Linked DNA regions of Homo sapiens: all the other regions are linked to region 1. A link is a contact called in ENCODE Hi-C or POLR2A ChIA-PET data. All regions are on one chromosome and are shown on one strand. Each heading gives the region's core, a stretch centred on a gene start or an enhancer-like site at or near the end of the contact. The rest is flanking DNA. Distances are from core to core; before and after follow the strand shown. Region 1 holds the start of SLC25A20 (solute carrier family 25 member 20). Region 2 holds the start of PLXNB1 (plexin B1). Region 3 holds the start of USP4 (ubiquitin specific peptidase 4). Region 4 holds the start of TREX1 (three prime repair exonuclease 1). Region 5 holds the start of UQCRC1 (ubiquinol-cytochrome c reductase core protein 1).

The links. Hi-C counts contacts between places; a loop is a spot of excess contacts on that map. ChIA-PET counts read pairs that join two places held with the same protein, here RNA polymerase II (POLR2A). Pooled maps may share reads with other maps.
Region 2: a pooled map shows a loop between it and region 1 (4-fold over the local background). The contact joins the promoter of PLXNB1 here to the promoter of SLC25A20 in region 1. A Hi-C loop is called at or near these places in 1 of 50 pooled maps. POLR2A ChIA-PET finds 5 or more read pairs at or near these places in 2 of 52 experiments (A549 and activated CD8-positive, alpha-beta memory T cell).
Region 3: a pooled map shows a loop between it and region 1 (4-fold over the local background). The contact joins the promoter of USP4 here to the promoter of SLC25A20 in region 1. A Hi-C loop is called at or near these places in 6 of 50 pooled maps. POLR2A ChIA-PET finds 5 or more read pairs at or near these places in 3 of 52 experiments (CD4-positive, alpha-beta T cell, activated B cell and activated naive CD4-positive, alpha-beta T cell).
Region 4: a loop to region 1 is called in a pooled map, with 3 times the contacts of the local background. The contact joins the promoter of TREX1 here to the promoter of SLC25A20 in region 1. A Hi-C loop is called at or near these places in 1 of 37 single-sample maps with no recorded cell type and 8 of 50 pooled maps. POLR2A ChIA-PET finds 5 or more read pairs at or near these places in 4 of 52 experiments (B cell, Caco-2, endothelial cell of umbilical vein and 1 more).
Region 5: a loop to region 1 is called in a pooled map, with 6 times the contacts of the local background. The contact joins the promoter of UQCRC1 here to the promoter of SLC25A20 in region 1. A Hi-C loop is called at or near these places in 6 of 50 pooled maps. POLR2A ChIA-PET finds 5 or more read pairs at or near these places in 3 of 52 experiments (AG04450, OCI-LY7 and activated CD4-positive, alpha-beta T cell).

The regions. Positions count from the first base shown.
Region 1 is chr3:48,897,441-48,900,236 of GRCh38, forward strand. It overlaps SLC25A20 (solute carrier family 25 member 20), which reads right to left and starts at 1,442. Exons shown (of 9, transcript NM_000387.6): 1 at 1,250-1,442. The coding sequence starts at 1,354. RefSeq lists an enhancer at 363-412 and a silencer at 993-1,182.
Region 2 is chr3:48,428,683-48,431,478 of GRCh38, forward strand. It overlaps PLXNB1 (plexin B1), which reads right to left and starts at 1,404. Exons shown (of 38, transcript NM_001130082.3): 1 at 1,326-1,404. RefSeq lists silencers at 358-437, 518-1,117 and an enhancer at 1,358-2,351.
Region 3 is chr3:49,338,583-49,341,378 of GRCh38, forward strand. It overlaps USP4 (ubiquitin specific peptidase 4), which reads right to left and starts at 1,471. Exons shown (of 22, transcript NM_003363.4): 1 at 1,342-1,471. The coding sequence starts at 1,442. RefSeq lists a silencer at 1,412-1,601 and enhancers at 1,642-2,141, 1,772-1,941, 2,032-2,091.
Region 4 is chr3:48,464,684-48,467,479 of GRCh38, forward strand. TREX1 (three prime repair exonuclease 1) reads left to right here and starts at 1,547. Exons shown (of 2, transcript NM_033629.6): 1 at 1,547-1,626; 2 at 1,947-2,796. The coding sequence starts at 1,973. It overlaps ATRIP (ATR interacting protein), which reads left to right. Exons shown (of 13, transcript NM_130384.3): 12 at 148-400; 13 at 804-2,796. The coding sequence ends at 871. ATRIP-TREX1 (ATRIP-TREX1 readthrough) reads left to right here. Exons shown (of 15, transcript NR_153405.1): 13 at 148-400; 14 at 804-1,626; 15 at 1,947-2,796. RefSeq lists enhancers at 773-862, 1,475-2,356, 1,943-2,142, 2,357-2,796.
Region 5 is chr3:48,608,260-48,611,055 of GRCh38, forward strand. UQCRC1 (ubiquinol-cytochrome c reductase core protein 1) reads right to left here and starts at 1,387. Exons shown (of 13, transcript NM_003365.3): 1 at 1,293-1,387; 2 at 903-1,043. The coding sequence starts at 1,361. RefSeq lists a silencer at 1,008-1,107 and enhancers at 1,278-1,377, 1,457-1,971, 1,668-1,777.

The DNA of each region.
Region 1 (2,796 bases), core at 192-2,691:
GAGCAGGAAGAAAGGCCAGACAATCGTCCCTCAGTAGACAGTGCCGCTTGGAATGACCACAGTCTGGGAAGCACTAACACATGGCATTTACCACCAGCTAAATAAACATTTGATTTCATGTTGCACAATGACCTAGCCAGTCCAGCTACTTTAACCCTGGTCTTCCTATAGAATGACCCCAGTATGAGCTCTACTTCAGGGCAGCTCCTCTCTTGGATGAAAGGCAGCAAAGAGCTTGCTGCCCAAGCTGGCCAAGAGGAAGTGCCCACAAAACTATTTCGCTGTGGAAGAAATCTGACCCAACATCCTAACAAACCCCCTCACATGGGCTTCCAATCTTTTAAAACTCATGTCTGCTCCCCACAGGCCCACCCTGGCAATGACTTGTCAATTTCCTTCACGTCTACGTCTAGAAAAAAAGTGAGAAAACTGGATGCAGCTTCGAGTGCTAAGCCATGGGGGATGGACTTTGGTCCCCAAGCAAAGCATTAATGAAGGTGTTGCAAGGGGAATAGTTGAGATATGATATGAGGAAGACCAGAGAACAATTCCTGATGAACGTCCTCCCTCCCAAGCCTCAGTCTGACCATAGCTTCCTCATCTGGGAGTTGTGAGAATGAGGCTGGCCTTGTGCAAAGCTGATCACCTTGCTTTCCGTGGAAGGGGCTCGGTCACTGAGGTCATCATTGCTTCTCACAGGGATGCCTCTGCCCAGGAGGCTGAGCAGGCCACCGTTGGGTGACAGGCCGAAGAGTGTCAAGTATCTCCCCGGGCCGGGAAAGGTGCGAAAGAGATGGGTACTCTTGCCCCAGGGGAATGTATCAAAGGACACCTCCAGAACAACCGTACCGCTCTGTCTTTAGTTGTCTTCCTGGGGCAGGCTTTACAGGGGACCTGTTTCAACCTTAACGATAATATTAGTGTTGGCTGAAACCAAAACTATGGAGAGACGTTTATTCCTTCCCATCCCTAAAGAAGTGGCGCAGGGTCAGAAGAGACTGCGGGACAGGGAACTTTACATCAGAGCTCTTGACAGGCAGTTAGAGGCTGCTCACTTTGCGCCGCCGCCTGGCTCTTTGGGGCGCAAGGTACAGCTTCCTGCCCACCCCTGAAAGAGAGATTCCCTAGACTTCTCACGGAAGCTCACACATGCCCCTCTTCTGCCCAGCGTCCGCGCCTCGCGGGGGACCATGCTTTCCGCGCCCCGCCCGGGCCTCCTCCCCAAAGCCTGCGACCCAGCCTCCCGCACCTTGACCGTGTCCAGAGGGTGACCGACGAACACCAGGCACACGCCGCCAAAGCCGCCGGCCAGCAGGTTCTTGAGCGGGCTGATGGGTTTTGGCTGGTCGGCCATGGTCAGTCCGTCTGTCACTCCGTCTGTCAGTTCTCGGGCCGTCCTGGCTTCTCAGCCCCAGCTGCAGTGCCGGCGCCGCCGACCTTTCACCCACTTTTGGGTGGGCGGGGCACGAGCCCGGGGCAGGTCGGGAGGAGGGCCCAGTTGGCACGGTAGGGCTTCCGCCCGGGGCTGCTTCCGGCCTCGGCCCCGCTTCGATGGGCGTGGCAGAGCGCAAAGCCGCATGGGCGGGGTTTGGGAGTGTGGGCCAGCGGGCCTATTCCTCCAGGAAGCCTTCCCAGACTTCCATGTTTCCTCTGAGCTCCCATTCATCCACTCACTCCAGAGAGATCAATTGCGCCCTGCCATATGCCAGGCGTCCTTCTAGGTGCTGGAGGCACCCCTGGTAGTACAACACACAGGTCCCTGTCCTCCTGGAATTTACAGACCATAACAAAGATAAATAACTAAAAAATGCATAGTGTATCAAGTAGTAATAAGTACTACGGAGAAAAATCCAGGAAGAGAGTTAGAGGGTGTGTGGGACAAGTGATTTGCAATTTTAGTTCGTTGAATAAGGGAGGGTTTAACTGAAAAGGTGACAGGATTCAAGACCTGAGAAGATGAGAGAGGGAGTTCTGTTCACACATAACAGGGTCAAGGGTGAGGAACCTTCCACCCAGAAGAAAAAGAAAATGCAAAAGCCTTGAGATGGTCTGTGCCTGACATGTTTGAGAAACCACAGGAAGAGGGAGGGTAGTAGCTGATGAGGCGACAGAGGTTTTGGAGGCACTAGAAGACAGGTTTGGGCCTGGTGTTATGGCTCATGTCTGTAATCCCAGCTCTTTGGGAGGCCAAGGCGAGAGGATTGCTTAAACCCAGGAGTTTGAGACCAGCCTGACTTATATAGCGAGACTCTTGTCTCTAAAAAAAAAAAGTTAGGCCGGGCCCAGTGGCTCACACCTGTAATCCCAGCACTTTGGGAGGCCAAGGCAGGCATATCAACTGAGGTCAGGAGTTTGAGACCAGCCTGACCAACATGGAGAAACCCCGTCTCTACTAAAAATACAAAATTAGCGGGGCATGGTGGCGCATGCCTGTAATCCCAGCTACTTGGGAGGCTGAAGCAGGAGAATCACTTGAACTTGGGAGGCAGAGATTGCGGTGAGCCCAGATCGTGCCATTGCACTCCAGCCTGGGCAAAAAGAGCGAAACACTGTCTCTACAAAAAAAAAAAAAAAAAAAAAAAAAAAAAGTTAAAGGCCCGACGCAGTGGCTCATGCCTATAATCCCAGCACTTTGGAAGGCCAAGGCAGGTGGATCACCTGAGGTCAGGAGTTCAAGACCAGCCTGGCCAACATGGTCAAACCCCGTCTCTACTAAAAATACAAAAACTTGCCAGCCGTAATGGCAGACGCCTATGCCTGTGATCCCAGCTACTCGAGAGTCTAAGGCAGGAGAAT
Region 2 (2,796 bases), core at 154-2,653, 470 kb before region 1:
GCCCGCTGCCCGCCCTGTTTTCTGTGTGTTGAGGAGGGGTGGGGAGATCCACCATTTACCAGGCACCTGCGATGACCCAAGGCGCTCATCGATCACCCACTTAATATGTCTGTGTGTGGAGAGGAGGGTCCCCCCCACCCGCCCGGGGGTCAGGAGGCTCGAGGTCCGCCTTTGTCAGTCCCACCGGGAGCAGCCAGAAAGGGCTGTTACTACTGAGGGGAAGCCCCGACCTCCCCACTCGGCTCGTCCTTGACCCTCCCCAACCCCCAGACCCCGAGGCGAGGACCCCATCACTGGCCCTGGGAGGGCGGGGAAGGGGCCGGCCGGTCCCCGGCGGCGACGGCGAGGAGGGGGCGCGGAGGAGCAGCTCCACCTCCTCAGTCTCCCAATCGCGTTCCAGGCGGAGTCGCCAGAGTTTCCCTTCGCGCGGAGAAGTGTGGTCCCAACTCTCAAAACCAAAGCCGCCCACCACTCACCCAGGCCGCCCCTGCCCGGCGGGATCGGGGCCCCGGCCCGTTCCACCTCGGGAGCCCCGTTCCTCGCCGCCCTGGCCCCGAGCCCCGCACTCACCACCCGGCCGGGCCCCGCGGGATGTGCGCGCCGAGGCGGGCGTCGGCCGCTCCGGGCTCGGGCTCCGCGCGCAGCGGCCTCTCCCCGGGTCTGGCGGAGCCGCAGCTGTTACCCGGAGACCGAGGGGCGGAAAACTGCGCCCGCTGCCCGCCCCTCCCGCGCGGCGCTGCCACCGCCGGGAACAAAGGAGACAAAGCCGCGTCGGCCGGGCTCGTCTCCGCTCCTTCCCCCTCGCCTGCCGGGCTGCCCTCCCCCCGCCCGCCGCCCGGGCCAGGCCGGAAGCAGCCCGGAGAGCCGGGCGCGCGGCCCCGAACCGCCCGGGACCCCGCATTCCAGCCCCGCGGGCTCCGCATCGGCCGAGGGCTGGGGACCCGACCCCTCCCGCACGGGGGAGGGCGGGGGCGGGCTGCACCGCGGCGGTCGCCATGGCAACGCGGGTCGCCCGGAGGGGTGAGGAGTGAACCCCGGGAGCCAGAGCCGCCCCGCCCCGTCGGCCTCACCTGCTCGCCTCCTTGGAACCGGAACTGGGAACTTTCCTGGTTGCCAGGAGCCGAGGCGGGGGGTCGCGCTCCGCACCCGCAGGTGCTGGTGGAACAGCGTCCCGGCCTCTTCCCGCCCGTCCAGAGCCGGGTAGCACCCGAGTCCCTCACCAGCCCGACCCGTTCTTCTGCCAGCGCCCGGCCTCGCCCCGCGCCCGGAGCTCCCTTTCCCTTCCTTACCCGGCTCCGGTGGTCATCCTCCCCAACTTTCTTTACCTGAACTCCAAGGCGCCTTGTTTCTCCCCTGCGCACCTGGCCCTGCCCACCGCCCCTGCTCACCGCCCCTGCTCCCACTACTCCCCAACAGCCAATCCCTCCTTCCGGCCCCCACCTCTGGCTGTTTGAGAAGAGCATGGGCTTTGGACCTGGGCTTGCGCCATCAACTAAACCATGTAACCTGACACCAACCCCCCCCAGCCTATTTGCTCACCAGTAAGTGGGGGTGATCCCACCTCTAGCGGGGCTGTGAAGGCAGGGAACCTGGGCTGCAGAGGCGCACAAGCAAGGGCTCACTTCCTTCCTTTCTTCCCAGCCCAGGACCCAGACCTGGACCCACCCCAAGCTGAGAAGCGTTGGGCAAGTCTGGGCTCCCTCACTGGCAAACACCTGGGCCTTCTGCGGGAGGAAACGCTGGCAGAAAGGTTCTCTCCTGGGGACCATTTGTACCCTGTGCAGGGCCCTTCACACCCTGGCATGCCCACGGCTAACTCAGGACCAGAACCTGGCCCATCCTATTAGGACTTTTGGAGGACTTTGGCTCAAAGCCATTGGCACAGCTTCCTGGGAGGCAAAAACGTCACAGGCATCATCTGAAAGCCTCCAAGGCCTCCACAGGCTAGGGGAGCCTCAATCAGGAGGTTCAGGTCATCCACACTGGCTACTGCCCTAGAGCTAGAGACACCCTCTTCCCACCTCCCACCAGCTATCAAGGGTCTCCTGTCAGGTCACCCCTTTTCCTCCACTCCCACTTCCAGCACCTGAGTCCAGGTGCTTAGCACCTTGTCTGCACCAGCATAGCAATCCCTCCCTGGATCCCTCACCCTTAGCCTCTGACCTCAGACTGCCAACCTGGCACCCCGGGCCTGTGACATCATTCTGCACAACTCCCCCACACCCATCACCACCCCAGCCAGGACAGTCTGCCCCAGTCCCTCACCCACTTTGGCTTTCCTGCCTATGTAGCTTGTAGCAGCCCCCTCCACATGCACAGAATCCCTCCCTCCCCAAATCCATTCATCCAAGCACACACTTCAGGACCTATCTCACCCCAGAGGAAACTGGGACTTCCAAACCCCACAACCCCTTTCATCTGTACACAGATACGCTACCTCCTGCCCTACAAGGAATGTGAACACTCTAAGCACAGGGGTCTTTCCATCCCATGCCATTCTGGGGAGCCATTACTCGCCAAGGATAGATTGACTGAGGGACCAGGTGCTGAGAACCTGGGGTGGGGGGCATTTGGGCCATGCTCACTGCCCAAGACTGAACACAGGCTCCAAGAAGAAAGTATGCCTTATGGGAAACACTCCTGACTCCACAGGCTCTGAGAGCTCTGCACAGGCACCAGTGAACGAGTCCCCACCTGCGGCCCCCCTGCATATAGCTACCCTGCGCTCTCAAAGGGGAGTGGGTTCTCTGGAATGTGCCTGACTTCCAATACTCCAACACCAGGACTGAATACCAG
Region 3 (2,796 bases), core at 221-2,720, 440 kb after region 1:
ACATGGGAGGGGGAGGTTGCCGTGACCCGAGATCGCGCCATTGCCCTCCAGCATGGGCAACAAGAGCGAAATTCCTTCTCAAAAAAAAAAAAAAAAAGAAAAGAAAAGAAAAGAAAACACAAAAAAAGTACCTCTGTTTACCCTGCCTTTCACAAACTGGTTAGCTCAAGGTGAATACATAAGCTGTTATCTGTACTCCTCCTAACCCCAATTTTTCTATTCTCCTGCTCAATTCCTCGGCAGATCATCACCACAATGATTTCTTAAAGATAGGTAACACTCGGGCCGAGCACGGTGGCTCCCACCTGTAATCCCAGCACTTTGGGAGGCCGAGGCGGGTGGATCATAAGGTCAAGAGTTTGAGACCAGCCTACCCAACATGGTGAAACCCGGTCTCTACTAAAAATACAAAAAATTAGCTGGGTGTGGTGGCGTGAGCCTGTAATCCCAGCTACTCGGGAGGCTGAGGCAGGAGAATCGCTTGAACCCGGGAGGCGGAGGTTGCCGTGAGCCAAGATCACGCCACTGCACTCCAGCTTGGGCAACAAGAGTGAAACTCCATCTCAAAACAAAACAAAACAAACAAGATGGGTAACAATCATACTCGATGCAAAGTCTAGCCTTAGTTTTTCTACTCCTACACAATTACACCACCCAGGAATCTCTCCAGTAGTACAAAGTATTGTCCCCTCTACTAAACAATCTATTAAGATGCCTAATAACTCAGCCTGGGTCTTCTAAATTCTGGACCCTTCATCTTCTATCTAGCTCCAGGACCTAGGCTATCCTCCTCTCCCACTCCAAGACACTGCTGCCGCAAATATTTTTGACACTTGCTACCAAAATAATCGGGGTTCTCAGACATTTGTTCAGCTTCTGACCTTGACATCTGTTGGCAGTTTACAAGTTACAAAGTATCTACTTCTGATTTTCCCCTCAACCCACTGAGGTCGGTGAGCCAAATATTGCTATCCTGGTTTTAACAGTGAGGAATCCAGGTCTGTGACACCTTCGCCCAAGGTCACACGGCGAGTCCTCATGGTAAAGGGCTCTCCCCACCCTTAGGGTCCCCACCAACCTTCCCCTTCTCCACATCCCTCCTCCTGGCCCCCGCCGGGCCCGCCCCCTAGGGCTCCAAATGAACTGAGACGACACTCAGGCCCCGCCTGCGCTTTCCCAGAGCTGATCCTGGAGTTATTCTCCTGAGGGGCAGGTGTCAGGCTACTCTTCCAGGGTCACTACATACCATCCCCGCCCAGCCCCTACTCTAGCCGAGAAAAAGGAGGCCCCTTTTTCTCGGCCCCTGGTTCTGCATAGAGGAAGAGCGAGCCGGGAGCTCACCACTGCGCCCCGCGTTGGAGTGTGGTCCTCATTAAGGGTCCAAGCTCGGACTTCTGAGTCTCCGCATCCGGTCGCTCACGGCAGCCTCCACCTTCCGCCATCTCCTCCGCGGCCCCGGCCCAGCCGGCCCGGACATCCGCCCCGCGCGCGGCGTGCTATAGACCGCGCCCACGCACGCACGCTCGCGTGCCCGCCCCTGCCCCACCTCGAGCCGCGGCCTTCGGCTCCTGCAGCCGCTGTCTTTTCTCCCCTCCGCTCTCGCGCCACCTAGCTCACCGGCGAACAGTGGAGCGGAAAGGCACACGCGAGAGGGGTGGGCGGGGAGCAGCAGCTGCTACTTCCTCCCGCCCTGCCGCCCGCTACGCGGCCTTCGGGCGCCCCTTCCTCTGCTCAGGATGGCGCTACACTTCGAAGCTCTGTTCAGCCCGCCGATCTCAGGGAGTTAGGCAGCAAGCCCACGACCCATCGGGCACCCCAGCCTGGCCTTCGAGGTTATCGTGGTCCTAAATAAATGCAGGCCAGGTGCGAGAAGCCCGGTAGTTAGGTCTGCTCATTCTCACCCCTGCAATTCCGCTTTCAGCTGGAGGCCTTAGGCGAGTCAGCTGCCCAAACGTGGGATCGGGGCTCCTGCTCCAGCGGCCCTACAGGGATTTCGGGAAGTACCATGTGCACCAGCGCCTTGGGACCAAGACTCAATGGTGTGTTGTAGTCATTAACAGTCGCCTTAAACAGTCGACGCCAGAGCCACCTGGCCCACCGCAGAATTCCGTCAGCTCTTCATACTGAGCTACTTGCCAAGCAGCCACAGAGGGGCGATAGCAACAGGGGAAGGAGAGGTACTCCACATTAGTTACCCAGGCGTGTACTTAGTTCCTGGAACAAGATACAACGTCCTGAACACTATGTTTTCCAGTCGCCCCGCTCACACACACAACCCTCCTCTTGGAGGGAGAAGTAAACCCAGAGGAAAGAGGAAGTCAGGCAGTTGGTCTAGATGCGTCTCCATACACTTGTCTAACAGTCCTTGTCCTCAGAGAAAAATAAGACCTAGTTCCTGCCCTCATAGAATCTAGTAGAAAAGAAGAGATGTTACAGAAATAACCTCAATGCCTAGCAGTATGTGGTAAGTGCCATTAAAGTGTGTGAACCAGGCCGGGCGCGGTGGTTCAAGCCTGTCGTCCCAGCACTTTGGGAGGCTGAGGCGGAAGGATAGGTTCAGCCCAGGAGTTAGAGACCAACCTCGGCAACATAGCGAAATCCCGTCTCTACAAAAAAATACAAAAAATAGCCGGGCAGTGGCTCGCGTCTGTGGTCCCAGGTACTTGGGAGGCTGAGGTAGGAAGATCCCTTGAGCCCAGGAGGTCGAGGTTGCAGTGAGTCGAGATGGCGCCACTGCACTTGAGACTGGACGGCAAAGTGAGACCCTGTCTCAAAAAAAAAAAAATAAATACAAAT
Region 4 (2,796 bases), core at 297-2,796, 430 kb before region 1:
GCTGGCAGCTCTGGTGGTAAGGGGGCCCCGTGCAAGGACTGTAGGCCCCACTGCAAACCCCCTCACGTGAGGTGGCTAGGCTGAGCGGATTGTTAGGGTGCAGGCCATGGTGGCACCAGGCCTCAGTCTGCACCCCCCCTCTCTCAGGTGGTCAGAGCGCTCACGGTGATGTTGCACAGACAGTGGCTGACAGTGCGGAGGGCAGGGGGACCCCCAAGGACCGACCAGCAGAGGCGGACAGTGCGCTGTCTGCGGGACACGGTGCTGCTGCTGCACGGCCTATCGCAGAAGGACAAGCTCTTCATGATGCACTGCGTGGAGGTCCTGCATCAGTTTGACCAGGTGATGCCGGGGGTCAGCATGCTCATCCGAGGGCTTCCTGATGTGACGGACTGTGAAGGTAAGCCTGCCAGAGGCCATCCTGCCCAGCCCCCATGGCTTCTTCCAGAGGTTCCCCAACAAGTCAGATTCCTGGGTGTCCCCTCAGCAGGCCCCCGCCCACTGCAGCCTGTTCCAGCACTGGGGCCATTTTCTTTTATCTTCCTGCCTCAGTTCTTCTCCAAGCATATTGGGATGCCTTTTGCATCTATCTGTTGAGTGTGCCTGGCAGAGCCACGGTTTTTCCAGAAATAGCCGTGTCTGAATTGCCTTTGTATCACTTTGTTTGCAGTAGCTGAGGGAGCAGGGCCTGGGTGTGGAAGGGACTGGTTAGTTCCTGCGGACGTTGGGGGAGGAGAGGTGGGACCTGCCCTAGGCCCTGGCACCTTTGGGCCCTCACCAGGAACCTCTCCTTTTTGTCTCAGAGGCAGCCCTGGATGACCTCTGTGCCGCGGAAACCGATGTGGAAGACCCCGAGGTGGAGTGTGGCTGAGGCCCTGAGTGTCCAGCCACATGGTGGCACCAGCACCACTCCTTTCCTTACCACATCAACTGATTAAAGCAGTGACCAGCAGGAACTGCCCAGAGAACTGGCTGGCCTTGTTTCCTGAGTCTGATCTGTTTGGCGGAGTGGGAGGGGTGGAGCAGGACCCGGACCCTGAGTGGCTGGGATCCTTCTTCCTGTCCCTGGCTGTTGCTGAGCCCGTCCCCATGGTAACTGATCTGCCTTGAGGAAGGAGCCCTGCCCTGCCTGTGGAATTGTCCTGAGTCATTGCTTTGGGCTGGGGCCATGGGAAGAAACCATTGTGTGGCAGGGAAGGAGGTGGCTCTTGGCCCAGGCCTAAACCAGGAAAGCCTGGGAAACTGGGACCCACAGGTGGGCATGAAAGGGCCGCAGCAGGGGCTCCCAGCAGTGTGTAAGACCGGGAGCTGGTCTGGCACCACTGCCCTGGTCCTTCCAGCTGCCTGTCACTGGTATGATGGCCCCGGTGCATTGTGCCACCAGCAGGCCACAGCTGTGGATCTTGGAAGGCCTCTGGGGTCCCCCGGGAGCAGGGGAGTGGGTGTGGGGGGGAACGGATGGTGGTGAGAGGGACAGACCAGGCAGGCTGACGAGCAGGGCGGGCCTGGCTCACGTGGGCCTGTAGGCGGGCCCACGCCAAGTTTCACTTCCCGCCACTGCTGCCAGCGAGAGCCGCGGGAGAGTGTGCAGCCGAGTCACTACTGCCTGCCTGCCTGCCTGCTACGGTGAGTGTGGCCCCCACAATGGGATGGCGCAGGGCAGGAGGGCCATGGGTTCCCCCACCCCAGACTAAGGGGGCACTAGGGGAGGGGCCGAGTCATGTGAAGAGGGAGACCCTCTCAGACAGTCGAATGTGCTGGTCCCACTAAGGAAACCACCTCACCCTCTCCAACTTCCTGCCTGAAAATGGGCCCTGGAGCTCGCAGACAGGGCAGGATTGTGCAGGGAAGGCCTGAGATGTGCTTCTGCCCACCCCCTACCCCACTCCCTCCCCTTCGGATCTTAACACTGGGCACTCACACACCCACCCCATGCTCCTCTCCAGGCTCAGCAGCAGGTACGTACCCAACCATGGGCTCGCAGGCCCTGCCCCCGGGGCCCATGCAGACCCTCATCTTTTTCGACATGGAGGCCACTGGCTTGCCCTTCTCCCAGCCCAAGGTCACGGAGCTGTGCCTGCTGGCTGTCCACAGATGTGCCCTGGAGAGCCCCCCCACCTCTCAGGGGCCACCTCCCACAGTTCCTCCACCACCGCGTGTGGTAGACAAGCTCTCCCTGTGTGTGGCTCCGGGGAAGGCCTGCAGCCCTGCAGCCAGCGAGATCACAGGTCTGAGCACAGCTGTGCTGGCAGCGCATGGGCGTCAATGTTTTGATGACAACCTGGCCAACCTGCTCCTAGCCTTCCTGCGGCGCCAGCCACAGCCCTGGTGCCTGGTGGCACACAATGGTGACCGCTACGACTTCCCCCTGCTCCAAGCAGAGCTGGCTATGCTGGGCCTCACCAGTGCTCTGGATGGTGCCTTCTGTGTGGATAGCATCACTGCGCTGAAGGCCCTGGAGCGAGCAAGCAGCCCCTCAGAACACGGCCCAAGGAAGAGCTATAGCCTAGGCAGCATCTACACTCGCCTGTATGGGCAGTCCCCTCCAGACTCGCACACGGCTGAGGGTGATGTCCTGGCCCTGCTCAGCATCTGTCAGTGGAGACCACAGGCCCTGCTGCGGTGGGTGGATGCTCACGCCAGGCCTTTCGGCACCATCAGGCCCATGTATGGGGTCACAGCCTCTGCTAGGACCAAGCCAAGACCATCTGCTGTCACAACCACTGCACACCTGGCCACAACCAGGAACACTAGTCCCAGCCTTGGAGAGAGCAGGGGTACCAAGGATCTTCCTCC
Region 5 (2,796 bases), core at 137-2,636, 290 kb before region 1:
AGATGTCAATGCATATACCATATATCACACAATCTTAGATGAACATGTATTTCACATCTAACATCTTGGAATGCAAGAGGCATTTTACAATCTATAGTATCCTTTGATTAAAATTGGCAAGATTCTTGAGATTCTTTCTCTGGCACTGGAGCACAGACAGCTCCTTACAATCTAGCACATTTTAGAGTTCATGTAATATAGCATTCTTTACTATAACAAGTGACATATAACAAGGAAGTTGCAGGCCACCTTTTCCTATGCTTAGTAACAATTTAAATCGCAGGACATTGTTTCTGGAAAACTAAAAGGATGTGTCAATAAAAACATCTGGCCCTGGGGCTGGGGGCTGAAAGGAGGAGGAGATAATTATTTCTTGGGAATCTTCTCACCTATTCATATATCTATCTGTGACTCAAGATTTCTTGTGTCAATTTAGAGAATTTGTATTTTTTGGAAAATCACACATTTCATTGTACTGTTAAAATGCATTTGCTTCCTAAAATGTATTTCTGGTCTAGCCTGGAGATTATGACCTTGGGCAGTGAGGCTGACAGACCTGGACCCCTGCAAGTCACCTAAGGTGTCTGAATCCCATTTTCCGCATTATAAGAGGAGACATGATCACTTCCCTTATATGGGCTCCTTAACAAAAGGCTGGAAAAGAATTTGGCCGCCTACTTAACGGGCATTATATGCTAAATAATGTTGGCTTATAGTGAAGATTGTCCCGTGAAGCCAAGGCGTGGCTAGGGTAGGGAATGGGGCCATTCTCGGGGTGAGTGGTCCTGGGTCCGAACCCAAACCACAAACGGGAAGACTCGAGCCCAAGGTCACACCCCAACCAGGGAAAAGACGGCAGGCCCAACCTGGAGGCCCTCTCCCCAAAAGCGTCCCCAACTCACCGTGCAAGTGGGCTGAGAGGACTGCTCGGAGGCCACACGCAGGCCGTTGTCCAGCAGGCTAACCTGCGTCTCCGGCACGAACTGGAGCGCCTGAGCGAAGGTTGCCGTACTCCGCAAGGCTGGCGTCCGCAGCAGGGCCGGCTGTGGAAGGGAACAGCCGCGAGTGAGGACTCGGTCAGGGGATCGCTCCCCACCTCCCAGGTCCTCAGGAGGACCCCCGAACCCCGCCCCTAGGCAAGCGGCGAGATACCTTTCCCCGCCCTCCGCCGTGACCTTCCCACGGCCCTGACCCCGCGTCCTCCCCACCTCGACCTGCCACTGCTAACAGCCCACACCTGTCCGCTTCCCGAAGCCCTGTCCCGAAGCCCCGCGCTCTCGCCACCACCTCACCGAGCGGCGGGCGCGCAATAGCACTTGTGCCCCGGCGGTAGCGGCCCGACAGACCACGGACGCCGCCATCTTCCAGCTGCAGTCGGCCCTGTTGCGCCGCGCAAGCGTAGACTGGGCGCGTTGGCGGTCGCGGCGCAGGCGCAGTACCGTACAGTTGGTGCTCGGCCGCCTCCTGGCGGGAACCGGGACAGTCTATTGTGCTGGCCTGGCTTTGGCTGACTGGCTCTGACCGCGCTGCCGCCAGTCCCTGCGCACATCAGTCCACCTGCCGTCCATCAGCCCGAGCAGGTCCGCCCGCCGTGCAGTCCATCTCCCCATTCCACGCGTGGAAGTCAGAGTGCATTATGTTTCTCACCAGCCGCGCTGCGTACTGAGGTCTGGCGGGCGGGGAGTTGCAGCCACAGCGTGTCCGCAGGTTCGAGCCCAGGGCTAAAGTACCAGCGTGGAAACTTACCTGGGACCACAAGTTGGTGCTGAAAGTCAGTATTTTTTTCTCTTTATTTATTTTTTATTTTCTGAGACAGGGTCTCGCTCTGTCGCCCAGGCTGGAGTGCAATGGCGCGATCTCGGCTCACTGCAACCTCCGCCTCCCGGCTTCAAGCGATTCTCCTGCCTCAGCCTCCCGAGTAGCTGGGATTATGCCCGGTAATTTTTGTTTCTTTAGAAGAGACAAGGTTTCTCCATGTTGGCCAGTTTTGCGCCCTGCCAGTTTTCTCTTTAAAAGAACTAAGTACAGGCCGGGAGCGGTGGCTCACTCCTGTAATCCCAACACTTTGGGAGGCCGAGGCAGGTGGATCACTTGAGGCGAGGAGTCCAAGACCAGCCTGGCCAACATGGTGAAACCTTTCCTTTTCTGTAAGAGGAAAAAGAATTCTGGCTGGGTGCAGTGGCTCATGCCTGTAATCCCAGCACTTTGGAAGGCCGAGGTGGGCGGATCACCTGAGGTCGGGAATTTGAGACCAGCCTGACCGACATGGAGAAACCCCGTCTCTACTAAAAATACAAAAGTAGACGGGCGTGGTGGCGCATGCCTGTAATCCTAGCTACTCCAGAGGCTGAGGCAGGAGAATCACTTGAACCCGGGAGGCGGAGGTTGCGGTGAGCCGAGATCGCGCCATTTCCAGCCTGGGCAACAAGAGCGAAACTCCGTCTCAAAAAAAAAAAAAAAAAAAAAAAAAGACTTCTAAGGTATGCTTTGTTATGTCAACTAAAGAAAAAAAAAAACAAGCTTTTAAATATTTAAAGTTAGTTCTATTCAGAAGTCTTACCAAGAATTGCAACCCGGGAGAGCCTTTCAGGGAGTTTCTGCTAGACTGCTCCAAAGCAGTGTTTCCGACAGTTTATACACTGGTGGTGGCGGCTCTCCATGTGCTCAGAAATTACATCAAATGTGCTCAGAAGTTACATTAGAGCATAAATCTCATCAAGGTTTGGGTGCAAGAGTACATCTGTTTATAGGTCACAGAAGCATAATCATTAATCCTGTCAGACAGTATCTTAAGTA